Linked DNA regions of Homo sapiens: regions 1, 3, 4 and 5 are each linked to region 2. The links are chromatin contacts, found by Hi-C or POLR2A ChIA-PET in ENCODE. All regions are on one chromosome and are shown on one strand. The core of a region is the stretch at or near the end of the contact, and the rest is flanking DNA. Distances in the headings are between cores, read along the strand shown. Region 1 holds the start of CWC25 (CWC25 spliceosome associated protein). Region 2 holds the start of FBXO47 (F-box protein 47). Region 3 overlaps PLXDC1 (plexin domain containing 1). Region 4 holds the start of PSMB3 (proteasome 20S subunit beta 3). Region 5 holds the start of PIP4K2B (phosphatidylinositol-5-phosphate 4-kinase type 2 beta).

What was found. A loop is a pair of places that touch in the nucleus more often than their neighbours do. ChIA-PET counts read pairs that join two places held with the same protein, here RNA polymerase II (POLR2A). Pooled maps may share reads with other maps.
Region 1: a map of B cell shows a loop between it and region 2 (19-fold over the local background). The contact joins the promoter of CWC25 here to the promoter of FBXO47 in region 2. A Hi-C loop is called at or near these places in 2 of 168 maps with a recorded cell type or tissue (B cell and naive thymus-derived CD4-positive, alpha-beta T cell) and 9 of 50 pooled maps. POLR2A ChIA-PET finds 5 or more read pairs at or near these places in 7 of 52 experiments (CD4-positive, alpha-beta memory T cell, WTC11, activated B cell and 2 more).
Region 3: a pooled map shows a loop between it and region 2 (2.0-fold over the local background). The contact joins the enhancer-like site here to the promoter of FBXO47 in region 2. A Hi-C loop is called at or near these places in 1 of 50 pooled maps. POLR2A ChIA-PET finds 5 or more read pairs at or near these places in 6 of 52 experiments (A549, BJ, K562 and 3 more).
Region 4: a loop to region 2 is called in a map of endothelial cell of umbilical vein, with 8 times the contacts of the local background. The contact joins the promoter of PSMB3 here to the promoter of FBXO47 in region 2. A Hi-C loop is called at or near these places in 3 of 168 maps with a recorded cell type or tissue (PC-9, endothelial cell of umbilical vein and naive thymus-derived CD4-positive, alpha-beta T cell) and 7 of 50 pooled maps. POLR2A ChIA-PET finds 5 or more read pairs at or near these places in 5 of 52 experiments (BJ, CD8-positive, alpha-beta memory T cell, HEK293 and 2 more).
Region 5: a pooled map shows a loop between it and region 2 (6-fold over the local background). The contact joins the promoter of PIP4K2B here to the promoter of FBXO47 in region 2. A Hi-C loop is called at or near these places in 8 of 50 pooled maps. POLR2A ChIA-PET finds 5 or more read pairs at or near these places in 9 of 52 experiments (AG04449, GM10248, GM12878 and 6 more).

What each region holds. Positions count from the first base shown.
Region 1 is chr17:38,823,701-38,827,523 of GRCh38, forward strand. It overlaps CWC25 (CWC25 spliceosome associated protein), which reads right to left and starts at 1,621. Exons shown (of 10, transcript NM_017748.5): 1 at 1,466-1,621. The coding sequence starts at 1,483. It overlaps MIR4727 (microRNA 4727), which reads left to right and starts at 2,138; the gene lies at 2,138-2,192. RefSeq lists an enhancer at 329-960.
Region 2 is chr17:38,965,513-38,969,143 of GRCh38, forward strand. FBXO47 (F-box protein 47) reads right to left here and starts at 1,891. Exons shown (of 11, transcript NM_001008777.3): 1 at 1,717-1,891.
Region 3 is chr17:39,117,132-39,120,981 of GRCh38, forward strand. All of the region lies in intron 2 of PLXDC1 (plexin domain containing 1), which reads right to left. Among named protein-coding and RNA genes, the nearest start is that of PLXDC1, 33 kb to the right of the region's middle. RefSeq lists an enhancer at 2,055-2,104. Within about 2 kb of position 1,685, at least 2 of the 41 ENCODE cell types and tissues checked have a DNase peak (open chromatin) inside an H3K27ac peak, as active enhancers do.
Region 4 is chr17:38,751,455-38,754,807 of GRCh38, forward strand. It overlaps PSMB3 (proteasome 20S subunit beta 3), which reads left to right and starts at 1,287. Exons shown (of 6, transcript NM_002795.4): 1 at 1,287-1,375; 2 at 1,696-1,880. The coding sequence starts at 1,373. TRN-GTT2-5 (tRNA-Asn (anticodon GTT) 2-5) reads right to left here and starts at 400; the gene lies at 327-400. LOC100287808 (a long non-coding RNA gene) reads left to right here. Exons shown (of 1, transcript NR_149004.1): 1 at 1-298.
Region 5 is chr17:38,797,897-38,801,222 of GRCh38, forward strand. It overlaps PIP4K2B (phosphatidylinositol-5-phosphate 4-kinase type 2 beta), which reads right to left and starts at 1,660. Exons shown (of 10, transcript NM_003559.5): 1 at 1,370-1,660. The coding sequence starts at 1,528. CWC25 (CWC25 spliceosome associated protein) reads right to left here. Exons shown (of 10, transcript NM_017748.5): 10 at 2,545-3,326. RefSeq lists an enhancer at 837-1,655.

The DNA.
Region 1 (3,823 bases), core at 371-2,870, 140 kb before region 2:
TCCTTCCTCCCTCACTCCCTCCCTCTTTCTCCCTCTAACCCTTCCCATCTTGTCCTCCCTGCCTCAAGCATAGATTATTTTGCTCCCCAGGGAGAAAATCTTCTGGAGTCATTTTTGGCTGTCACAACTGGTGGAGACGGGTGTTAGTGGATAGCTCCAGTCTAGTGGCTAGAGGCCAGTGATGCTGCTAAACATTCTACAATGCACAGGACAGCCCAACTACCACCACTACCACACACCCCCAAAGAATTATCTAGGCCAAACTGTCAAGAGCGCTAATGTTGAGAAACCCTGGATTAGAGCTTTCCTGTCCTTAAATGCAGTTATGTGAAGAATACACTAAATTGGATGAAACTAGATGGAGTCCTGGCACTCACTGTGATTGAGAACACATGACAAACTAATAGGTTTACTGGGCAGGCGGCTAAGCTGATCTACTTGCTGGTTCAATTAGCTCCACTTTCCGGAGGCTAGCATTTTCCCAACCTTGCCCCATGCTCTTGTGGGTACATTTACCCTATTTGGGGCCTTAGCGCTTTACAAATGAACGTTTCAGTTTAAGAGACATTGCCACATAACTTATATTAAGTGGTATGAATTCAAAAGCAAGCTCTGCCACTACAGATCAGAATCCAGCACTGAAGGAGGTGTGGAAGTCAGAAAGATGGACAGGAAGATCCCTTCAGGCTTAAAAAGGACCCCAGGGCCGGGCGCTGTGGCTAACCCTTGTAATCCTAGCACTCTGGGAGGCCGAGGCGGGCGGATCACTTGAGGTCGGCAGATCGAGACCAGCCTGACCAACATGGAGAAACCCTGTCTCTACTAAAAATACAAAATTAGCCGGGTGTGGTGGCGCATGCCTGTAATCCCAGCTACTCGGGAGGCTGAGGCAGGAGAATCGCTTGAACCCAGGAGGGAAAGGTTGCGGTCAGCCGAGATCGCGCCATGGCACTCCAGCCTGGGCAACAAGAAACTCCGTCTCAAAAAAATAAAAAATAAAAAACGACCCCAGGGCATGGCTTAGGGTAGGGAGAATGGGGCACAAACCACCCCTACTTCAGTCCAGGACATGACTCTGAACTCTCACCCAAGGAAGAGAGGTGTGTGGCAAGACAAGATATACAAAACAAAGTGTGGTGACACGTCCTCCATATCTACCTCCTTTCCTAGCCATGGCTCCATCCGCCCCCTCCCCGGTCTTCCCAGAATTTACAGCCGGTAGAGCCGCAGTCAACAAACACGCAAACACCACCTGTCACTGTTCGCGACACACCTCGGACTTTCCCAAATCTCAGTCCCACCCCTCCATTGCCCTAAGGATCCATCCCCTCTTCAGGGCAACGGCCTCCTCCCGGCGAAAGCAAAGCTGCGTTGCCATGGTTATCCACTCCTTCCTCTACCCCCACCCCCTGCCAATTTCCGTCCCGGCCTCAGTCCTCCCCCGCCCAGGCCTCCCTCCACTCACCAGGTCTCCGCCCCCCATGACGGTGGAGACGATTCCTCACTACGCGGATCTGGAAGATTTCGGGAGGATCAAGAGAAAACGTAGAGAAATAGTTCGGGGGCTACCTCGCGGGATCTAGTCCCAGGAGCCGTCAACTGCCAGTTTCACCACCGCTCTAGAGGTCACTTCCGGGAGGGCGTCATCTCACCGCGTCGGCGTCGCGGAACGATGACGTACAGGGCTCGGTCGCGCTTTGTGACGTTGGCGTTACTTGCAGATTTTGCAAAGGTCCGGGCTCCGCTGTCGAGGCCTTTGCTGTCGAGGTCTCATTTTGGCTGCTTCGGGTCGCCACGTTGCCTGATGTCCCAGACTCTCTGTTGAAACGCCACAACTCTGTTCAGTGATGGGTTGCCGTGGGCCTGTGCCCACGGCTGTGTTGCCATGGCAGCTCACCAGGGCATTCGGCTCAAAGCTCCACGTAGTCTCTGCTAGACCTAAGGTGGACCAGACTAGGCCTCCTCCCCTCACCCTGCACACACCCCCACGCTCCAGTTTTCCAAAACGGCTTTGCAAACTGGCGCTTTCCTCAGACCTTGACTCACAGCAAATCCCCTTATGCCAGGCCTATTTTACGAAGCTAAATAGAAACCATCAAATCGAAATTCCATCAGCTTCCGTTTGCCAAACTTTTAAAATCTGCCAGCTTCCACAGTGGCAGATTTTCCCATAGTGGGAAGCTGGCAGATTCCTTTCCCTTCAGTTACTATGTGTTTTTGGCATGTTTTTCTTTTTTCTTTTTCTTTTTCTTCTTCTCCCTTTGTTTTTGTTTTTTGAGAAGGAGTTTTGCTCTCCCAGGCTGCGGTCGAAGCTGACTGCAACCTCCGCCTCCCGGACAGCAATTCTCCTGCCTCAGCCTCCCAAGTCGCTGGGATTACAGGCGCCCGCCACCCGCCCGGCTAATTTTTGTATTTTTTGTAGAGACAGGGTTTCACCATGTTGCTCAGGCTTGTCTCGAATTTCGACCTCAAGTGATCTCCCCGCCTCAGCCTCCCAAAGTGTTGGGATTACAGACATAAGCCACCGCGCCTGGCTATTTTTATTTTTGTAGCAACAGGGTTTTGCCATCTTACCCAGGCTTGTCTCAAACTCCTGGACTCAAGCAATCCTCCTACCTCGGCCTCCTAAAGTGCTGGGATTACAGGTGTGAGCCACTGCGCCCGACCTGTTTTGTAATTTTCAGAATAGAAGTTTTGCACATCTTTTGTTAAATTTATTCTAAATGTTGTATTTTTTGTGATGCTATTTTATTTATTTATTTATTTATTTATTTATTTATTTATTTATTTATTTATTTATTTATTTCGAGACGGAATCTCACTCTGTTGCCCAGGCTGGAGTACAGTGGCGCAATACCAGCTCACTGCAACCTCCGCCTCCTGGGTTCAAGCGATTCTCCTGCCTCAGCCTCCCGAGTAGCTGGGATTACAGGCATACGCCACCACGACCTACTGATTTTTGTGTTTGTAGTAAAGATGGGATTTCACCGTGTTGGCCAGGCTGGTCTGGAACCCCTGACCTCAGGTGATCCGCCTACCTTGGCCTCCCAAAATGCAAGGATTACAGGCACCCGGCCTGTGATGCTATTTTAAATAAAATTTAAAAATTTTAATTTTCCAATTGTTTGCTACTAATAGATAAGAACGTGCTTTTGTATAGTAACCTTCTATTTTACAGGCTTGCTAAATTCACTTATTAGTTCTTATGGCTTTTTAAAAATACTTATTGCCCGGGCGCGGTGGCTCACTCCTGTAATCCCAGCACTTTGGGAGGCCGAGGCAGGTGGGTGGATCACCTGATGTTGGGAGTTTGAGACCAGCCTGGCCAACATGGAAAAACCCCATCCTACTAAAAATACAAAAATTAGCCGGGCGTGGTGGCGGGTGCCTGTAATCCCAGCTACTTGGGAGGCTGACACAAGAGAATCACTTGACCCTAGGAGGTGGAGGTTGCTGTGAGCCAAGATGGCACCACTGCACTATAGCCTGGGCGACAAGAGTGAGACTTTGTCTCAAAAAAAACAGAAAGAAAGAAAGAAACAGGCTGGGCTCGGTGGCTCACGCGTGTAATCCCAGCACTTTTGGGAGGCTGAGGCGGGCAGATCATCTGAGGTTGGGAGTTTGAGACCAGCCTGACCAACATAGAGAAACCCCGTCTCTACTAAAAATACAAAATTAGCCGGGCGTGGTGGCACATGCCTGTAATCCCAGCTACTCTGGAGGCTGAGGCAGGAGAATCACTTGAACCCAGGAGGCAGAGGTTGTGGTGAGCCAAGATAGCGCCATTGCACTCCAGCCTGGGCAACAAGAGCAAAACTCTGTC
Region 2 (3,631 bases), core at 641-3,140:
ACCACAGCGATTGGGGTCAGTATTCAGTGAACACTTAAATTAGGAGGTATTTTAAAATTATCATTAAAATTACACAAATAGGCCGGGCATGGTGACTCACGCCTTAATCCCAGCACTTTGGGAGGCTGAGGCCGGTGGATCACGAGGTCAGGAGATCGAGACCATCCTGGCTAACACGGTGAAACCCCTTCTCTACTAAAAAAAAAAAAAAAAAAAAAAAATTAGCCGGGCATGGTGGCACGCGACTGTAGTCCCAGCTACTCTGGAGGCTGAGGCAGGAGAATCGCTTGAACCCGGGAGGCGGAGGTTGCAGTGAGCCGAGATCACACCACTGCACTCCAGCCTGGGTGACAGAGCAAGAATCTGCCTCAAAAAAAAAAAAAAATAATTACACAAATAACAACTTTACACAATACAGCTAAACAAGAAGAAAAAAATTAAGTTCACTTATAAACACTTTGGTTTATATAATTTCAGACTTTTACATACATATATTTCTTTTTAACAAAAAAGAGGGATCACTATATATAATACTTTGTAATCTGCTTTTTTCAATGAATTCTCTTTCCATGCTAATAACCTTCTACAAGTAATCATATTTTAATGGCTATGTGTCATTCCACCAAGTAAAATAATCTTAATTTGTTTAATCCATAAGGCTGTTTGTAACCTTAACTTTTCACAGTAGGCGTTTTGTTTGTTTGTTTGCGATGGAGTTTCGCACAGTCTCCTGGGCTGGAGTGCAGTGGCGCGATCTCGGCTCACTGCAAGCTCCGCCTCCCGGGTTCAAGCGATTCTCCTGCCTCAGCCTCCCTAGTAGCTGGGATTACAGGTGCCCGCCCCCACGCCCAGCTAATTTCTGTATTTTTAGTAGAGACGGGGTTTCACCGTGTTAGCCAGCCTGGTCTCGATTTCCTGACCTCGTGATCCGCCTGCCCCGGCCTCCCAAAGTGCTGGGATTTACAGGCGTGAGCCACCGCACCCGGCCAACACAGTAGGTGTTTTAAAGCATTTTTATTACAATAGCATAAATCCGGCCTTGGCTTCTTCCTGTTTCTCTGAGAAATGTGGACAGTGGGGCTTGGGCCCGTGGGCTCTTCAAAGACTGTCAGTCACCAGGCGGGGACTTCACTGTGTCAACTGTGAACTACATACATGTTTAAAATAAATATAAACAAAAATTTAAAAATGATAAGCCCAAATTCTTCTAAAACTCAAGTCTCCACTTATAGTTCCTTATTTTCCTCACTCAGAGCTGGACGTTTCGTAGGGAAAAAGCAAGCTTTTGTGAAAATTCTAAAGGTATAATCCTAAATTATTTCTGGTTTCCGCTCACCCCTCTAGCGAATAAGAATCACAGCCCCAAATAATAATAATAAAATGATGTTTCATGCCCCCTGTTCTATCCCACTAATTTTGACCGCGCGTGAAAGGTTTTGAGGGTTCAATTGGATGAACCTCCCCGCCCCCCACACCTTTAAGATAAAAACTACATTCACAGGGATGTCTGTTTTAACATAAAACTCTTGTAAGGGCCCCACCCCATCTGTCGGGCAGCTGCCCCCAAACATCTCCAAAGCCGCAAACTAGGGAAGCCTAAAGGACAAACTGGTCAACAGGAGAATCAGACCACACGGGGTACATGTTTCGCTCCCTTCAGTCCATGAAAGATGAAATTATCGCAATAAAATACTGGGAAAAAAAACCCTCTTTTACCACAGATTTTGACAGTTTTTCCGGCTACAGAGTCACAGGAAAGTGGGAGTTAGTCGTTTTGCCCCACCATCCTCAAATTTCTTAGTGTTTAGAAAAGAAAATATCTCCTCAAGAGCTTCCCGCCAGGAGGCGAGAGGGTCACACTCCCGTAGGCTCCGGAGCTGCAGCCCTACCCACCAGGCGTCCCCGCGGCCTCTAGAATATTGTAGAATCTTCCCAAGAGCCCCCGCGGGAAGGAGGCCCGCCCCCTCATGAATAGCAAGCAGCCTCAGCTCTCGTAGTGCCCGCCTCCCTCATGAATATTGTAGATCTTCCCAGAAGCCCTAGCGGGAAGGAGGTTCCCCCCCGCCTCCCGCCTCCCCGCTTTATGAATAGCAAGAGAGCCAGCTCCCATGGTGCCCTCCGTCTCATGAATAACTAACAAGGGCGAGGTTCCTGGAGCCCAAACTCAGGCCTCAGCCACCCTTCGCTCCAAGCTGAAGACAAGAAGGGGCTGGAGCCGTTACGGTGTGGGGAAGGGGAGGGTGTAGCCCAAGATCCTGAACGTGGCGAGCCACGTCTCTGCTCCACTGCCTTTCCCTTCACCTAGTTTTGAGACAATTTTTGAGTTCCTCCCACCCCCACTGACTCCAGTAGGGCAAGTTACAAGGGGTTTCATCAAACCTTTTGGTGGAAAAAAACCTCCAGACATTCCTTTTTAAATTTGTCTTGCCGGTGCGGTGGCTCACGCCTGTAATCCCAACACTTTGGGAGGCCGAGGCGGGAGGCTCCCTTGAGTCCAGGAGTTTGAGACCAGCCTGGGCAACATAGGGAGACCCCCACCCCCAGCCATAACCCCGCTCCCGGTCTCTAAATAAACACATAAATAATAAATCTGTCTGGAATCAAAGGAAGATGTGTGTCTCCATCCTCTCAAGATGAAATCAAGACAAATCTTTCTAGCTAGGCCTTCCTGGCTAGAAGATTAAATTCTCATTCATTCATTTCTTCATTCATTCTGTAACTATTTATTGAAGCCTGCTCTGGGCCGGGCACAGGAGTAGGCCCTAAGGATGGAATAGAGAACAAGACAGATACGTTTCCTGCTTTAATGGAGTTTATTAGCCTAATGGGGAAGATAGAATGAACAGACAGAGCATCTACAGATGTTGAGAGCAGTTCCGGTGAGAGCAGCGTGACAGAGGAAATAAGACAGAATGATGGGGTGTGTGTGTGTTGGCGGAGAGCTACTTTAGATAGACTGATACTCAAGGTCCCTTTGATATGACGATTTGAGAACTGATGGAGGAGAAGGAGCCAGTCAGGAGAAGGGCTGAGGGAAGAGGGAATGGGGGAAAGATTCTACTTTTGTAGATCAATTCTACATTATACCCAACACAAAATATATAAGGAACTACATAAAGACTGAGTGGAAATTTAGGATTAGTTGGCATGCTGTTATTTTATATAGTCACATATATTCATCCATTTGGCTTTGTATCTTTTTTTTTCCTGACCTCAGGTGACCTGCGTACCTCAGCACTGCAAAGTGCTGGGATTACAGGTGTGAGCCACCACTCCTGGCCTTTTTTTTTTTTTTTTTTTTTTTTGAGACAGAGTCTTGCTCAGTCGCCCAGGCTGGAGTTCAGTGGCACGATCTCGGCTCACTGCAGCCTCTGCCTCCTGGGTTGAATTGATTATCTTGCTTCAGCCACCCAGTAGCTGGGACCACAGGTGGGCACCACCATTGTATTTTTAGCAGAGATGGGGTTTCGCTATGTTGCCCAGGCTGGTCTTAAACTCCGAGGCTCAAGCGATCTGCCTGCCTCCCAAAGTGTTGGGATTAAAGGTGTGAGCCACCGGGCCCAGCCCTGGCTTTGTATCCTTTTGCAGCCAATTCTTTTTTTTTTTTTTTTTTTTTTGAGATGAAGTCTGC
Region 3 (3,850 bases), core at 435-2,934, 150 kb after region 2:
GTAAGGCTAGGCATCTTGTAGTGACGGGATGGCAGACAGTGGCAACTAGCCCTGGCTCATGGAAGCAAGACAGGCACAGCACACCTCTCCCCGACCACTGAATGAACACGTGTGCTTCAAGATGGCAGGGTCAACCTGGGTCCCCTGCCACCTCTGGACTAGGAAGCCCTAGATGCTAAACAGCTTCCACCTAAACCAAACACCAGCTGGGGGGTAGGATTATCATGGAACCCAAGATCCCATTCCTATTGTACAAGGCTGTAAGGTAAAATATATGTTGAAAAGTCAACCGCAATGTCCACTTGCCATCTGAATCCAACCAATGAACCAGTACTCTCAAAAGACAAGAAGCACTTTGGGAGGCTGAGGCAGAAACATCGCTTGAATCCAGGAGTTCAAGACCAGCTTGGGCAACATAGTGAGACCCTCCCCCCAAGTCTACAAAAAAAAAAATGCAAAAATTAGCTGGGCATGGTGGCATGCACCTGTAGTCCCAGCTACTTGTGAGGCTGGGGCAGGAGGATTGCCTGATCCCAAGGGATCAAAGCTGCAGTAAGCCATGATCATGCCACTGCATTCCAGCCTGGGCAACAGAGCAAGACATTGTCACAAAACAAAACCAAGAGACATGCCTTTTACTTTCTGGAAGCAGAGCTGAGTAAAGGGTTTGATTGGCCAGCATCCTCCAATCTGTCCACATGCCCAGGGAGGTGCAACAGTTCTGCCAACCACTCAGGCCTTGTGGAATGAAAAAGAAGAGACTTCAGCTGGGGCAGGGCTGCTCCATTGCCTGTATTGATTGTCTCCATCCAGTTCTTTATGAGGCCAGAGTTTACCCAGGTTCCTCAGGGCTGAGCATCAGTGATGCAATGAAAGCTATTGCCACCTACCCGCGGCGTTCTAGAGCCAGTCCTTTTAGTCTAGAATTCCTTCCCTCCCTCCCTCCCTCCCTCCCTTCCTTCCTTCCTTCCTTCCTTCCTCTCTCTCTCTCAATCTCTTCCTTCCTTCCTCTCAATCTCTTCCTTCCTTTCTCTTTCTTTCTTTCTCTCTCTGTCTGTCTGTCTCTCTCTCTTTTCTTTTCTTCTTTTTTGAGATGGAGTTTCGTTCTTGTCGCCCAGGCTGGAGTGCAATGGTGAGATCTGGGCTACTGCAACCTCTGCTTCCTGGGATCAAGCGATTCTCCTGCCTCACCCTCCAGAGTCTCTGGGATTACAGGTGCATACCACCACACCCAGCTAATTTTGTATTTTTAATAGAGACAGGGGTTTTACCATGTTGGCCAGGCTGTTCTTGAACTCCTGACCTCAGGTGATCCACCCACCTTGGTCTCCCAAAGTGCTGGGATTACAAGCATGAGCCACCATGTCCGCCTAGTCTACAATTTCTGATGCTCCTGAAACATCAATGTTGTATGGAGCCCTGCTAACTAAAATTTCAGGTGTGACATTATATTTTAAATAATATCCTTGTACCAGACATGTTTTAGGATGCTCCATCCCCATCCCAATGACGTTTGCCCCCAGACCCGTAGGCCCTGCTGAGTTGACTACACCCATCACAGTCTCCTACATGACCCTGTGCTTCCTCAGACTGATTGGACATAGGTAATCACATGATTCAAAAGCAGCTCATCTATTGGAAGCCTACAATCTACAGCTTGTGCAGCCTGAGCCAATCAGATCACCACCCGGGAGGGTGAAATTGGGAAACTGAGAAGCTGGCAGCAAGAGAGCTGAGTTGAAAGATCTTGGAGACTTAGGAACTGAAACCATTCAAGATGAACAGAGTCTGTGAGAAAAAAAGAAAAAAAGGAACCGAAACCATCCTGAGCTGTCTGCAGAAGACTTCTGATCCACAGAAAGGAAAGGCAGACCTTATATACATTTGGCTTCAATAAACATATGATGAATTAATGAAAAGGAGGCAAGAACTGGGGGAGGGGACCTGGTTCCCAACAGCTTTCCAGCTTCCTTGAGGTCTGGCTGTCCTTCATGTCCAGCCCTTGGGTCTCCCATGATCGTCTTCTGCACCCTCACGATAATCCTTCTCTGTGGGACAGCTCAAATAGCTCCTCAGAACCAAAAGGACCTTAAATAGAATAGCCTTGCTTATGAGGTGATCAGAGGAAAAACCTCCAGGGTGAGCCCAGGCAGTCCTTCACTGGTACAGACAGCAAGAGTGTGAATGAGCCCACCACAAAGCAAGGGTACGTGTTTGAGATTATGAATGTGCAAATTACCCTGATCTGATCACTATACATTATATGTATTGAAACATTACTATGTACCCCATGAATATGTACAATTATTTGTCAATTAAAAAATTAAATTAGATCGGGCGTGGAGGCTCAGGCCTGTAATGCTGGTACTTTGGGAGACCCAGGTGGGTGGATCACTTGAGCTCACGAGTTCGAGACCAGCCTGGGCAACATGTTGAAACCACCATCTCTACAAAAAATACCAAAACTGGCCAGGGGTGATGGCGTGCTCCCATAGTCCGAGCTATTCAGAGTCTGAGGCAGGAGAATCGTTTGAGCCTGGGAAGTTGAAGCTGCAGTGAGCCAAGATCGCACCACTGCACCCCAGCCTGGGCGACAGAGTGAGACCCTGTCTCAAAAAAAATTTTTTTTTAACTTCATTTTTAAAAAGAATATGAATGAGAAGAGAGAACTGAGAAACTAAATTTCTGGGAGAACTTTTCCCTGGCAACACATCAGCCACTGTAAACTAAAAATAAAATCCTAAGTCCCCCAACCAACTGAATGGACCCCCTCTTGGCCAATGAGACCCCAGAAAAGCTGAGTTCCCAGCCATAATGGGATGGGAGACCAGACACACCTCATTGTAACCCCTCCCTTTTGCAGTTTAGACACAACTACCAGCATTAATATTAAAATAGAGATCAGAAGACAGACAGAATGGACTCTGTGGCAATATGATATCAAATTATAAAGAGGACCTAAGGCCATGACAGGCACGGGTTAAATCACGCACCCCTGCAGGCCACTCTGACCCAGCGCTTTTTTGTTTTGTTTTTTGAGATGGAGTTTCGCTCATGTAACACAGGCTGGAGTGCAATGGCACCACCTCGGCTCACGGCAACCTCTGCCTCCCAGGTTCAAGCGACTCTCCTGCCTCAGCCTCCCAAGTAGCTGGGATTACAGGCACCCGCCACCACGCCCGGCTAAATTTTGTATTTTTAGTAGAGACCGACCTCAGGTGATCCACCCTCCTCGGGCTCCCAAAGTGCTGGGATTACAGGTGTGAGCCACTGCGCCTGGCCTGACCCAGCATATTGAGTCTTGCTCTGACATATCACATGACATATCAGATAAGGCATGAGATGATGTGACTCTGGCAGATCATACGATACATGGCATGATATGATTGGCAGATCACATGATGATTAGCAAACTTCTTTATCTTAAACATTCTTTTCCACTGACTCCAAGTTTTCTATTTTTATTTATTTTAGGTTTTTTTTTTTTTTTTGAGACAGGGTCTCACTCTCTTGCCTGATCATGGCTCACTGCAGCCTCAGTCCTCGACCTCCAGGGCTCAAGTGATCCTTCCGCCTCAGCCTCTTGAGTAGCTGGGATCACAGGCATATGCCACCACACCCAGCTAATTTTTTTTTTTTTTTTTTTTTTGAGACAGAGTTTTGCTCCTGTTGCCCAGGGTGGAGTGCAATAGCACAATCTCGGCTCCCTGCAACCTCCCGGGTTCAAGTGATTGTCCTGCCTCAGCCTCCCAAGTATCTGGGATTACAGGCATGCGCCATCACGCGCAGCTAATTTTGTATAATTTTGTATTTTTAGTAGAGACAGGGTTGGGATTACAGGCATGAGCCA
Region 4 (3,353 bases), core at 37-2,536, 210 kb before region 2:
CTCCACTGTAAATTCATTCTTAATCCTATGAAAAAATGCATCCTGAAACGTGTTGCATGCACAGTGAGACAAAAACCTGTGTCTTTAGGTTTCCTGCGATCTAGCTTGGAGGCGGGTTGGGGGGGTGTGGAGGGAAGTGCTGGAGAAATTATCCCATTATTGACTGAGCAGCAAAGAATTTTCAAGAACAGTGATTCTCCTAGAAAAAGTATTGCTGCTGCCATTTCAATGCAAAATTTGGCTTTTGAGTAAAAGGCTTAGGTTTTTATCTTCCGGGGAGAAAAAAAAAACCCAAAAGACAAAAAAAAAAAAAAAAAAGGTCATAGCGTCCCTGGGTGGGCTCGAACCACCAACCTTTCGGTTAACAGCCGAACGCGCTAACCGATTGCGCCACAGAGACCGAGTCGACTACCGGCGTAGTAGTGAGCCGAGTCAATGGGAGCGAGCCTGGACGGCGCAGACGCCGTAAGAGATGCCGCCATCGGGCGAAATAAGTGGAACCCGGGGGAGAAAGGGAAGGATCCTGATGGGGGAGGGAGGCGAAAGAGCTTGGGAGGAGAGGACGCGGGACGTGCACGCCCTTCCTCCATTGGAACGGCGAGAGGTCGACTCTGGCTATCCTCAGGTTCTACCTCAAACGTGGAGAGGCGCGGAACGTCCCTTTTTAGGGTGACCTGAGATTGAGGATACGTGAAGTCGGGCCGCAGGAAGTCCCCCAAATCAGAACAAGCTTCGGCTTCCAAACTCCCTTTCACAGCTGAACCCCTGCAGCCGCAAAATACCCGCGACGCCTACACGCGACGCCTTCCCCTTCCCACCTGCATCATTAAATTTCCATTTAATGGGCGCCTCCTATATACTAGGCACTGTTGTGGGCCAGTGAATATTCCGAGCCTAGGCAAGTGCCTGGTACACAGTAAACGCAGGATTTCTGGAGTGAATAAATAAGCTAGCACGACTAATACGACGAACTCATACATCACGTTGATAAGCGTCACGGTGCCCCTTCAGCTGGGGCCGCAGCTTCCTAAACCCAGTTTCACCAGCCCACGTGCGCGCAGGCTCCGCCCCCAGTCCCTGAGGTCCCGAGTCCAGGTCCGCCGAGATCCCACTATGCACCGTGTCGCAAGTCTCTTCCGCAGCCACAGTGACTTTTCACTTCCGCTTTTCCCGCCTCCGTTTTGACTTTGCAACCAAACTACCTGTACTGGTGACCGACAGGGACGTGTGACCAATAGAAAGCCCAGATGTCCAGGAAGAGTCCGCCTATCAGCCAATGAAGAGACAGCAGTGAGAGCGGTTGCGCAGTGAAGGCTAGACCCGGTTTACTGGAATTGCTCTGGCGATCGAGGGATCCTAGTACACCGCAATCATGGTGAGATGGGGAGTTAAAGCAAAGGGGCATGGGGAAGGATTGAGAAGCGGAGGGGGTCAGGAGAGGCTTGGGGACGAAAAGGGCCTAGGGTCGATGGAAGGAAGCGGTTTCAGTTCGAGGGGAGCGGGCCCCGGTGAGGACCAAGAGGGTGAGTGCGGCTCATTGCCGCCACACAGTGCTCATCCCAGCTGGAGAACCAGGGGTTCAGACGCCTCCGGAATGGAGAACGGGCGTACAGGAGCCTCCGCATCAGGAGCTGGGCCGGGGGCTGTGGCAGCGTTTGACCCCCCGCGCTGACCCCTCCGCTCTGTCTGTCCTAGTCTATTATGTCCTATAACGGAGGGGCCGTCATGGCCATGAAGGGGAAGAACTGTGTGGCCATCGCTGCAGACAGGCGCTTCGGGATCCAGGCCCAGATGGTGACCACGGACTTCCAGAAGATCTTTCCCATGGGTGACCGGCTGTACATCGGTCTGGCCGGGCTCGCCACTGACGTCCAGACAGTGTAAGTTTCAAGGGTCCCCGCCCACACCCAGGCCTCTTCTTGGACCATCCAACCCCGGCGTCTTGACCGGCCAAGGTGTCAGTCATCTACCACACACCACCAGTGAGTTTGAGACTTTGCCGCCTCCAAAAAACATGTCCTTCCCTTTCTTTTTTTTTTTTTTAGACAGGGACTTGCTCTGTCACCCAGGCTGGAGCTCAGTGGCATGATCTCAGCTCACTGCAACCTCCACCTCCCAGGCTCAAGCGATTCTCGTGCCTCAGCCTCCTAAGTAGCTGGGACTACAGGCGCGCACCACCATGCCTGGCTAATTTTTGTATTTTTAGTAGAGACAGGGTTTCACCATGTTGGCCAGGCTAGTTTCGAACTCCTGACCTCAAGTGATCCACCTGCCTCAGCCTCCCAAAGTGCTGGGATTACAGGCATGAGCCACCACACCTGGCCTGACTTTGATTTTGACAACAATTTTGAGCAGACAAGACAAGCCCAATAGAAACATCTTGCAAGCAGTTGGGGTTTTGTTATTACATCTCAGGGTTGGGGAAGCATTGGCAATGTGCCAAATCTATGGGAGCAGATTCTGGAGAGACAAAGTCTGTAGGGAGGGAAATAATGAGCGGCAGTTTGAGAGCTGAACGTTACATTTAGCAGTGAGGGGCGAAGAGAAGCCAGAGAAGAATAAGAGAGGAAAAGAACGGTGATAGGTTTTCAGGAGGGAATACGTGGTCACAGGGGGCAGGTCCTGCAGGGTACTGGTGCCTGAGGAGCAGCAGGTCCTGGATTTGTTTCCTAGAAGGTGGAGAGACTAGCTCACAAGCGTGGGTGGATGCCTGTCAGAAAATGTTCTCATTTCGGCTGGGCGCGGTGGCTCACACCTGTAATCCCAACACTTTGGGAGGCTGAGGTGGGCGGATATCTTGAGATCAGGAGTTCCAGACCAGCCTGGCCAACATGGTGAAACGCTGTCTCTACTAAAAATACAAAAATTAGCCAGGCTGGGTGGTGGGCACCTGTAATCCCAGCTACTCGGGAGGCTGAGGCTGGAGAATTGCTTGAACCTGACAGACGGACGTTGCAGTGAGCTGAAATTGTGCCACTGCACTCTAGCCTGGGCAACAGAGCGAGACTCTGTCTCAAACAAAATAAAAAAAGAAAGAATAAAAGAAAATGTTCTCATTTCTCTTAAAACTCCCTGAGTCTCAAGAACATAACACTTACTGAGATCTCACCCAGCCTGCCCTTTTTTCCTGTCTGGTAGAGTCAGAGAATGACATCCTGGGGTTCCTGTCAGTGAAGTCTCCCGTGAGCCTTCCCTTCTGCAGTCACTGCTGTTCTCACACCATTTCCTTTTCTTCAGAGGGCTTTTCTCACTGCGTTTGCTTCCTTCTGGGCAATGACTGCTCATTTCACTAGGCCTCAGTTTCCTTACCTGGAAGATGAAGCTCAAGTCATTTCTAAGTCTCTTTGCTCTGG
Region 5 (3,326 bases), core at 410-2,909, 170 kb before region 2:
ATACCACTGGTACTCGCTATCCTGGCAGGACCCTCACTAACACCAGTGATGACAGTGAAAACAGTAACCTGCCCAAGACCAAGAAACCACAGAGACCTCAATTTACACATGCACTTTCCTAAATGACAGGTCAAGATCTAAAACCCTAGCTCAGATTACGGTTCATCGATCTCCACCCAAAGGCACCTTCAGCTCCTCTGCCAAAGCAATGCAAAGTCTTGCTGGCCCTCTTTGTCATCGCTTGGTCTTGTGAGCAATTTCAAGCACTCACAAGTGAACCTAAAGAACTGAAATCCACAGGAAACCCAAGCTTGATCCTCCTTATTCCAAAATTCTAGTTAGTGAAGTTGGTGTTTCGGGTCCTTTTACTTCCTCTGCTCATTCCTAGTGTGGGGATTCATAAAGAAATGGTCAGAAGGCAAAGAGCAAGTGGTTGGAAGAGGGAGAATAAAGACCCTGAACAAACACCACATAAACAGTCTTCCAGCTTAAACTGTCAGGATCCAACTTCCTGGCAGGGGCTGTTGAACAATCTCAAAGCACCCTAAGGACCCAGGGGACCTATCTCTCCTATCTAGGACCATAATCACTATGCATCATCACAACATTGCAGCCACACAACAGATAAGTCAACATCTTTAAAATGATCACCTTCAAAAACTATGGGAAGACATATTATTTCTACTATGAATAGTCCCTCCTTATAACCAGGCATCCTCTTCTCTCAAATGGTTAATAGCCATTCTTTCTTCTCCCTAACCCAGAGAGACCCAGGTGAAGTGTCTGGTTCAAGGAAGCCTGTGCTTCTCCAGTTGATACATCTTGTTCAAGAGGGAAAAAAAAGGAAACCCAGGGTGGAGTTCTACATTCAAAGGTAAGGAGGCCTGGAGGATGGAAGAATTTGAGCAGCCACAACAACCAAACGATCAGAAAGAGAGGACTATTTGGGCAGACCACTGCTACTTGACAGAGCTGGCAGCCGGCTGTAAGGAACAAGGGGGAATATACACCCTCACAAACAGGATGAGGGGGGAGGAGGAGAAGCAGGGATGAAAGCGACTCCACTGCACTGAGGCCTTGCCTTTGCGCTCCATGGGCTGCCCCAAGCGAGCACGCCACACGCAGGAAGCCAGAAGGGCTGGAGGGAAGGGGAGGTGGCGACGGCAGACCACAGAGACACCAGGCCTCGCGTGGCGTGCGGGGAGTGCACACGGGGCCGAAAGGCGTGCAAGGGTGGGGTGGGCGTGCAAGTGGCTTGGCGAGGGGTGGCAGGCGTCACCGGCAGGGCCTGCGGGGCAAGGGCCCAGGGCTGCAGGGGGCGTGGGAGCGCGCGGGGCCGCGCTCAGAGGGGCGCGCAGGAGCTGGTTACCGTGTGGTTCACCCCCCACATCAGGACGCTGAGGATCGGCTCGCTGGCCCGGAATAGCTTCACTTTCTGGCACACGAAATGCTTCTTCTTGGTCTTGGTCTTGCTGGCGCTGAGCGGCGCCACCGCCACCGCCGTGGTGCTGGTGCAGTTGGACGACATGCCCGGGGCGGCGGCGGCGGCGGCGAAAGAGGGGGGCGGCGGAGACAGCGCACAAGCCAGCGGCCTCAGGCCTCCCCCGGACCGATCCCCACCCCCGCTCCCTCACCGCGCCATGGTCGCGCCCGTCCCGTTACCTCCCACCCCGCCCCGGTGGTTCCGTCCGCCCCACGCCCCGCCCTCCCGCCCCGCCCCGGGGAGCCCGCCGGCCCGCTCCGCACCCCGCCCCCGGGCGGTGCAGCCGCCCTGCAGTCCCCTGGCCCCGTCCTCCCCGTCCGCGTGGTACGGCCCGTCCCGGGGAGGCAGCGGCCGCCCCGCCCGCCCCTCCTCCCCGGGCCTGACAGAAACCCGCCTGGCCTCCGAACGCCTCGGGGCCCCGTGCCGGAGCCGGAAGGGGAGGAGGGCTGGGCAGGCGTCGCTGTGGACCGCGGGAGGGGCTCCCCGCCCGGGCCCCCCAACGCCAGGGTTTGGCTCTTTCCCGCAACCCGAATGCCAAGATGGCGGCGATGCCACCGCTCCGGAAGGGAAGGAGGGACGGGAATGCGAGGAGGGCGGGACGTACCATGCCCACCCCGGGGGAGAGGAGGGACGCAGCAAGGGGAAGAGAAAGTCCAGCCTAGAAAGCCAAGGAACGCCCCCTCGCTCCACCTAAGCGTGGATCTGCCCACTCTGCTGGGCCCCGGGCGCGCTCCACCCGCGGGGCACGCCCCTTGCCCCCAGGGCCAATGAGAGAAGCAGGCCAGGAACACTGGTTTTTATGAATGGGCCCCGCGCCCACCCACCTGCTGCCTGTTCTCCCCGCAAAGGGTCAGAGCTCAGAGGCCGCCAGCACCTTCAGACACCTATCCCACTAATCGTCTTACTCTGGCTCATTTCGTAAAATCTTTGAGTAAACTGCCCCACGCTTTGTTACATAATTCTCAGATGAGGGATCTCCATATATTCGACACAAATTACAGGTCAACGTTGTTCTTTCTGCATGGAAATTCGTAAACACGGTACTCCACAGGTGGTCGCTCTTTAAACAGTTACAAAAATAAATGTGGCCTTTATTACCAATTATAAAATAAACATAATTAACCCCGGCATAATGAAGTGATTAAATGAATAAAAACGTATGTTACATTCTCTAGGGAAAGATCGGGTTTCAAGCATTACAGTGCCTGGCATCATAAGTGTTCAAAAACAGAAATCCAAATACATTTTAAGCAGAATTAGGAATTAGCAGAACAAGGAAATCGCCCAGCTAATGTGCGGGTCAAGAGGGCCTAGGAGTTCACTGGTCAAATGAGGGCTTCTGGTGAAAGAATAGAGAAGGGAAAAGGAGTAAAGACAGGAGAGTGGCCCCTCGAGGGTTTTGTTTTGTTGCTGTTGTTTTTTGAGACGGAATCTCGCTCTGTCACCCAGGCTGGAGTGCGGTGGCACAATCTCGGCTCACTGCAAGCTCCGCCTCCTGGGTTCACGCCATTCTCCTGCCTCAGCCTCCCGAGTAGCTGGGACTACAGGCGCCCGCCACCACGCCCGGCTAATTTTTTGTATTTTTTTAGTAGAGACGGGGTTTCACCGTGTTCGCCAGGATGGTCTCGATCTCCTGACCTCGTGATCCGCCCACCTCAGCCTCCCAAAGTGCTGAGATTACAGGTGTGAGCCACCGCGCCCAGCCTGTTTTTTGTTTTTTTTTTAGTACCTGACTGAAAGAGACTAGCAAACAACTCCTGAAAATCTGTAATTGTAGTAAGGTTACTACACGGTAAGAAGTGAAGCCGCAAAATAAAAACTTCCATTTTATTTTCCTTTAGGA